2 separate regions of the Homo sapiens genome follow, and region 2 is linked to region 1. The links are chromatin contacts, found by Hi-C in ENCODE. All regions are on one chromosome and are shown on one strand. The core of a region is the stretch at or near the end of the contact, and the rest is flanking DNA. Distances in the headings are between cores, read along the strand shown.

Evidence for each region. A loop is a pair of places that touch in the nucleus more often than their neighbours do. Pooled maps may share reads with other maps.
Region 2: a loop to region 1 is called in a map of naive thymus-derived CD4-positive, alpha-beta T cell, with 18 times the contacts of the local background. The contact joins the promoter of MTR here to the promoter of MAP3K21 in region 1. A Hi-C loop is called at or near these places in 2 of 168 maps with a recorded cell type or tissue (CD4-positive, alpha-beta memory T cell and naive thymus-derived CD4-positive, alpha-beta T cell) and 11 of 50 pooled maps.

The regions. Positions count from the first base shown.
Region 1 is chr1:233,325,934-233,329,451 of GRCh38, forward strand. It overlaps MAP3K21 (mitogen-activated protein kinase kinase kinase 21), which reads left to right and starts at 1,791. Exons shown (of 10, transcript NM_032435.3): 1 at 1,791-2,900. The coding sequence starts at 2,096. It also overlaps a transcript of PCNX2 not described here. RefSeq lists silencers at 1,305-1,604, 1,795-2,094, 1,894-2,045, 2,235-2,434.
Region 2 is chr1:236,793,903-236,797,558 of GRCh38, forward strand. It overlaps MTR (5-methyltetrahydrofolate-homocysteine methyltransferase), which reads left to right and starts at 1,390. Exons shown (of 33, transcript NM_000254.3): 1 at 1,390-1,835. The coding sequence starts at 1,802. RefSeq lists enhancers at 1,416-1,705, 1,806-1,995.

The DNA of each region.
Region 1 (3,518 bases), core at 541-3,040:
AATCCATGTGACAAACTTCATAGTTGCCTTAAGAATTTGCCATAGCCACTCCAACTTTTAGCAACCACTGCCTTGATCAGTCAGCAGCTATCAACATAGAGGCAAGACCTCTGCCAGCTAAAAGATTATGACTTGCTGAAGGTTCAGATGATCATTAGCACATTTTACCTATAAAGTACTTAAAATTAAGGTATAAACATTCTTTAGACACAATGCTATTGCACACTTTATACGCTACAGTATACTGGAAACATAACTTGTATATATATGCACTGGGAAATCAAAAAATTCATGTCACTTGCTTTATTGCAGTGATCTGGAACCATGCTTGCAGTATCTCCAAAGTATGCCCATACTTTAAATAGTTAGATTACTTATAATACCTAATATAATGTAAATGCTCTGTAAATAGTTGTTATGCTGTATTTTATTTGTATTATTTGTATTGTTATTTTTTGGGTTTTTAAAAAACATTTTTGACCAGCTGTTGGTTGATTCTGTGGATGCAGAAGACCCACTGTAAAACTATTAACTCATTTAGTCTTCCTAAAAACCCTATAAAGTAGGTACTATTTATTATATTCCCATTTTATAGATGAGAAAACTGAGTCATAGAGAAATAAAGAAACTTGCTCAAGGTCACACAGCCAATAAATAGTTTGATCTGAGAGACAAAGAAAACTGAAAAGACAATAAATTTATCTTTATGTAACTCAGAATGTTACTGTATGTCCTATCCTCATAATATCTAAAATTGTCCCTTCTGTTATTGGAAGTACAGGATCCACACGTTAGGAAATTCTGGCCTACTACAGGATAATCTAATATTTTAGAATTTTAATAACTAAGCTCTTCTATCTTTTTAGCCTCATCACCTGCCACAGTAACCTACCAACGTCTGGCACCCAGCCATTGCCAATGCTTCCTAAACCCAAACCTGTGGGTTTCCAGGGAGACTGGGGCATTTTCCATCTGAGTAGACAGTAAAAATAAGCAAAGGATTTACCATCATGGAGCTTCTGGGACTATACCGACCACGGGTCACTCTGCGCTGCGATCTGTAACCTAGTCAGTTCTGAGATGCACGGTGGCTCAAACGCACTTAGCATGGTGACTTGCCACTCGCACTGGCCCAGGTCTGGCACCGCGCTACAATTTCTTCTGTAGCCCGTTCTGAGATTCTGTCACTCTCCCTGAACTGCAACTCTCTCTCTCCCCGCCACACCCTAAAGCCCCACATCTTCTCAACCCTCTCCCACCGCTTCTTGGAGAAGCGTCCCCTCCCTCAGTCTTACCTTTGGCTTAATTTAAACTCTCCCGAAAATTTATAGCGGATGACGGCCGATCCCGCCTCCCAGACCATGTGGGCGCGGCTCACCATTGCTCCGGAGCACCTGCGGCGGGGGCGGGGTGGGACCAGCCAGGCGGGCCCAGGGGGCGGGCCCGGCCCAAGGTGGTGGGGGACGGGCCCGGGCGCCAGGGGCGGGACGAGGCTCTGGGGACTGGCACAGAAAAGGGAAGTGAACCTGGCGAGGGCGGGGCGGGATGGTGCAGTTGGTGGGGAAGGGTGGGGCGAACCTAGGAAGGCGGTCCCATAGGGCGGGCGCAGACTGGGCGCCCGGGACGGGTCAAGGAGGGCGGAATGAACCTGGAGAGGGCGGGGCGGCTGGGGGAGGGGCGGGAAGGCCCTGGGGACTGGCCTAGGGGCGGGCCCGGGGGGGTGGGGGGGCGGTGCGGAATGGAGCCGGAGGGGGCGGGGCGGCCCTGGCGCGGCTAGGGTGGGGTGGGGCGTCCCAGGCTCTGGCTAAGGAGCGCGCGGCGGGCGGGCCGGCCGCAGGGCCTGGGCACGACCATGGTGGGACGTCGCCCGCGGCTTCGGGGACCGCTGCGGCAGCAGAGGCGGCTGGCCAGGAACGCGGGCCGAGGCTGGACCCTTTGGGCAGCTAGCCCGTGATCTCTGCCGTCACCGATCGCGATTCCTACCCCCTCGCCTTCCCCCGGCGCCGACGGCCACACCGCCGGACGATGCGCGCCCGCGGCCGCCCGGGAGGCTGAGCCCAGCTTCCCGCTCCGCCTTCCCCGCGCAGCTGCCCCCATGGCTTTGCGGGGCGCCGCGGGAGCGACCGACACCCCGGTGTCCTCGGCCGGGGGAGCCCCCGGCGGCTCAGCGTCCTCGTCGTCCACCTCCTCGGGCGGCTCGGCCTCGGCGGGCGCGGGGCTGTGGGCCGCGCTCTATGACTACGAGGCTCGCGGCGAGGACGAGCTGAGCCTGCGGCGCGGCCAGCTGGTGGAGGTGCTGTCGCAGGACGCCGCCGTGTCGGGCGACGAGGGCTGGTGGGCAGGCCAGGTGCAGCGGCGCCTCGGCATCTTCCCCGCCAACTACGTGGCTCCCTGCCGCCCGGCCGCCAGCCCCGCGCCGCCGCCCTCGCGGCCCAGCTCCCCGGTACACGTCGCCTTCGAGCGGCTGGAGCTGAAGGAGCTCATCGGCGCTGGGGGCTTCGGGCAGGTGTACCGCGCCACCTGGCAGGGCCAGGAGGTGGCCGTGAAGGCGGCGCGCCAGGACCCGGAGCAGGACGCGGCGGCGGCTGCCGAGAGCGTGCGGCGCGAGGCTCGGCTCTTCGCCATGCTGCGGCACCCCAACATCATCGAGCTGCGCGGCGTGTGCCTGCAGCAGCCGCACCTCTGCCTGGTGCTGGAGTTCGCCCGCGGCGGAGCGCTCAACCGAGCGCTGGCCGCTGCCAACGCCGCCCCGGACCCGCGCGCGCCCGGCCCCCGCCGCGCGCGCCGCATCCCTCCGCACGTGCTGGTCAACTGGGCCGTGCAGATAGCGCGGGGCATGCTCTACCTGCATGAGGAGGCCTTCGTGCCCATCCTGCACCGGGACCTCAAGTCCAGCAACAGTAAGTGGGGCCAGAGGGAGGTGGGGGAAGACTACCTCCGTGCCAGCCCAGGCGGGCTCCACAGGACATAGTACCAGATGGAAAGAGGTGGGAGTCAGCCTTAGGGCGCCAGCAGCAACTCATGCCCAGGCCTTCAGGGCTCGGAAGTCCAGCTAGTCCTTGGTTACTTGCTTTGGGGCTGGTGACACGCTTAACCTTGACTTGCCTTTGGGTGCTTTTTAAAAAAGTTCAGACCAGACTTGCTTGTAGAGGAAACATTTGTAAAATACCTGGATCTCCTAGAAACCTCAGGGGGCAGTCTGGCCTTTCAATACCAGAGGTGATTCATCTGGGTAGGACTTTGCAAACCGAGGCCTTCTGCAGATTATATGGAACCCATGACCGTCTTCACCCGGTGGCCTTCATCAAAGTCCCCGAATGCACTCGGGGACGTCAACTTTACAAGTGCTGTATTGAGGTTGCTGTTTGCCTATTCAAAATATGACTTCATGTCTCTTACCTTTTCCAAAGACTGTTTTCATTCAAATGTCTCTCTATGGGCCAGGCGCGGTGGCTCATACCTGTAATCCCAGCACTTTGGGAGGCCGAGGTGGGCGGATCACCTGAGGTTACGAGTTT
Region 2 (3,656 bases), core at 140-2,639, 3.5 Mb after region 1:
TCAGCATAGAAGACCTTGCTTTTTTTTCTTTCCTCCTTTTCTTCTTCTTTTTTTTTAACTTATTTATTTCAATAGGTTTTTGGGGAGCAGGTGGTGTTTGGTTACATGAATAAGTTCTTTAGTGGTGATTTGAGAGTTTGGTGCACCCATCACCTAGGCAGTGGACACTGCACCCAATGTGTAGTCGTTTATCCCTCACCTACTCTCACCCTAGCCCTTATAATCTTAAGATTTTTGGCTATTTAGGGCCATCTCATTCCTCCCTCCCTTCTTTGTTGCATTCTCTCTCACCTACTCCATTCCCCCCACCTTCCAAGTAAGACCATCTTTGGTAAGATGGTCTTGGTAAGAATGTGATACGCATTATAATAATTTTTCAAATCTTCAAAATTGAGGTATAATTACATACAATAAAATGAGAATGGCATGCAAATTTGTGCCTTTTTTAAAGCTTAGTAAATGTCATAATTTGGTTATAGTTTTTATTTTTCTGGATGCATTTGCTTTTCCTTACATCTACCATGCTCAGCCTTACAGAGATTTTTCTAGATGAATTTGCTTTTTCTCACATCTACCATGCTCGGCCTTACAGAGCTGCCCTTTATTTTAGAATTCCCTAAAGTGCTGTGTTGTACACAGGGAGCTTCTCCTGACTGGAACAACCTTACCTGGTACCACTCTTCCTTCAGGACCCAGATTCTTCTTTGAAACCTTTCCCTGGCCCCTTTGAATACTCTAGCTCTTTTAAAATGTATGTGGTTCTTTTTTCCCTGTTCAATTATTAATCTAACTAGGTTGTGAGTTCCTCCTCCAAGGACGTGAGGGTGCGATGTAGCTTGTCTGATTTTGCATTCCAAGTGTGTGCCCCAATGCCTGACACATAGTAGGTGCTCAATATATGTTTACTGTCAATAAGTTACAATTAACACCCCCATATGGTAATTCAGAGTTTTCATAGCGCGGTCAAACGATCTCATTTAACGCCTACTACAACCCTAAAAAATTCTAATTACTACCATCCTATCATTCTTGTTTGTAGAGTGTGGAGACTGAGAGGTTAACTGTCTTGCCCAGCGCAAGTCAACAGCAAAACGGAACTAAAATTTCAGGCTCGACACCACACAGCGTGTCGAGATCAGCACGAACTTGGCGCTGTGACTTTTCCTTAGAGGGGCCACTTAGGCTTACACTTCCGGATCCTGGGCACACAGAGACGCGAAAAGCTCCCGCGGGAAACTGGGGAGCGGGACTACATCTCCCAGAGAGCCCCGGGGCTAAACAGCAGGTGATTGGTTGATATTGACAGCCAATGCGGCTGCGAGGAGCTCGGGCAGACCAATCACAGGCCGGAAGGGGCGGGACCTCCCACGCCGAGGATAGATTGAGCGCAGAACTAACCGCGCTCTGAAAGGTTCTAAATGTCTGCGGGGCTCAGAGCCGGATGTCACGTCGTCCTCCTCTGCCGGTTTTCTCTTGGGTCCTTTTCCGTGCCGTCCCGCGACTCCGCCTCTGGCCGCGCGTGTCTGGCTGCTAGGCCGACACCAAGGACTGGCCGGGTACCCGGGAAGAAAGCACGTGCTCCAGCAGTTGCCGCGCCCAGCCCCGAGAGAGGCCCTAGGGCGCTGCGGGCTTTCGGGGTCCGCAGTCCCCCCGCGACGCGAGCCAACGGGAGGCGTCAAAAGACCCGGGCCTTGTGTGGCAGGCTCGCCTGGCGCTGGCTGGCGTGGCCCTTGGCCGTCGTCACCTGTGGAGAGCACGTCTTCTCTGCCGCGCCCTCTGCGCAAGGAGGAGACTCGACAACATGTCACCCGCGCTCCAAGACCTGTCGCAACCCGGTAACGCTGCGACCCCGTCTGCGTGGTTGGGTTGTGTTTCTTAACTCGTGCTGTGGCCTCCTAATCCCTGGGGCGATTCCCTTCTGCGGCGGGAGACGCCCGGCGGTGTTTCCCCGCGTGTGGGCGGCACCTTTAGAACTTAGCGCAGGAGCCCGGAGGGCTACGTGTTTTGCTCCACTCTTTGTCCGACCTTCACCTCTTTCTCCCCAGGCAAGCCATCAAAACCTGCAAAAAGCGTCCTCCCCTCGCCCCCGAAACACATTCTTAACGTCACAGTAACTAAACTTTCCAGTTCCACGCAGCATAAACCAGCTGGGCCCTCTGGAAGTTTTTTTTTTTGCATGGTGTGACGCTTATTCGTAAATATGTATTGCGCACCTACTGCGAAAGAAAGTTCAGGCGCGGAGAGACAGACGAGGAAACTCAGAGAACTATTTAAAACTACTACATGGAACTTTTTATTTTCTGCTTCTACGCACGCTGCTGCAAAACTGCAATATGCATAGACTCACTATGTTAAAATAGATGAGCAGACCCCACCTCCAGATACCGAAATGGGAGGTAGTAATTTCAAGCGATTCTGATGTTGGTGGCCCTGGGATCAACAGTGAGAAAAAGCTAGTTTAGCACGAGAACTGAACGTAATGTTAGCTTTATAACGAGCTCTAGATCTCTAAGGTCATGCCTGATTATAATTTGAGGACAAATACACCCGTAAAAACGGGTGAGGAGATGTAGAAACGAGAATTAGTGATAAGTACAAAACAGTAAATATCCTATCACATAGTGGGGATGTTTAGCTTCAGGAAGAGGGGGAATACTAAATTCGTAACGCACAAGGAAATTTATCAGAGGTTAACCGGTGACTCTCTTGATTCTTGGGTTCTGATAACGGGACTGATATAATTGTTCTTGAAACTAGTGGAACTGTGGCTGAGAAACACATCACTGCTGTTATTAAATAAGATATAAACCTCCCTATGAGAGGTTTATATGTTATTTAATATATTAAATAAGATGTAATGAGGTTACATCTTATTTATATTTAATATTTAATTAATAAATGTAAACCTCCCTATAAGAGATTTATATCTTATTGAATAAATGATCATAGGGAGATCATATTTATTTGGAAAACATCTTTTACTCATGATTTCTGGCCTCCCCCTTCCCATTTAATTTAAACAAGTAAAGTTATTTCCCTTTCATCTGAATTTAGGTGTCATTATCAGGAGCAAAATGCCACTGAAGACTTAAAATACTGTGAATAGTGAGTGATTTAAAAAAAAAAAATAAACTGAAAGGAAAATTGTTGAATGTTTGAATCTTGCCTAGTCCCCTCACCCCCAAGGCTGGCTTCTAGAGTTGAGCACTGAGTGGAGTTTAACCAAGTCTAGGGCCTCTGAAGTTCTGAATCAGGCCATTGTGCCTAGAAAAGACCTTAGATGTAGTCCAGCTTCTGTCTATGTGAGCAACTTTTATTGGGATTAGAATCAGGTTTTAACTTCCTAATAACCCTTAGTAATTTACTGGCGTACAATCTTAATGAAATTTTAATGGAGAGCTGGGAATTCCTGATTCTCAAGGTTGGGCCTTAAAACTAAATGTGACTTCAGACCATGGTTGTGTGCCCTGGGGAAGGAGGATGGTGGGCTAGCAAATACATCTTGGGAGAAAATTTTAACTACAGCTTCTAAAAGTTTCTTGGTTTCATCCTTGCTTAGGACTGTGAGTGTTATTTGGAACTCAATTGATGAGTGATTAATGAAGGAATGAATAATCCAGTGAATTGGTATCAATTGATGAGTGATTAATGAAGGA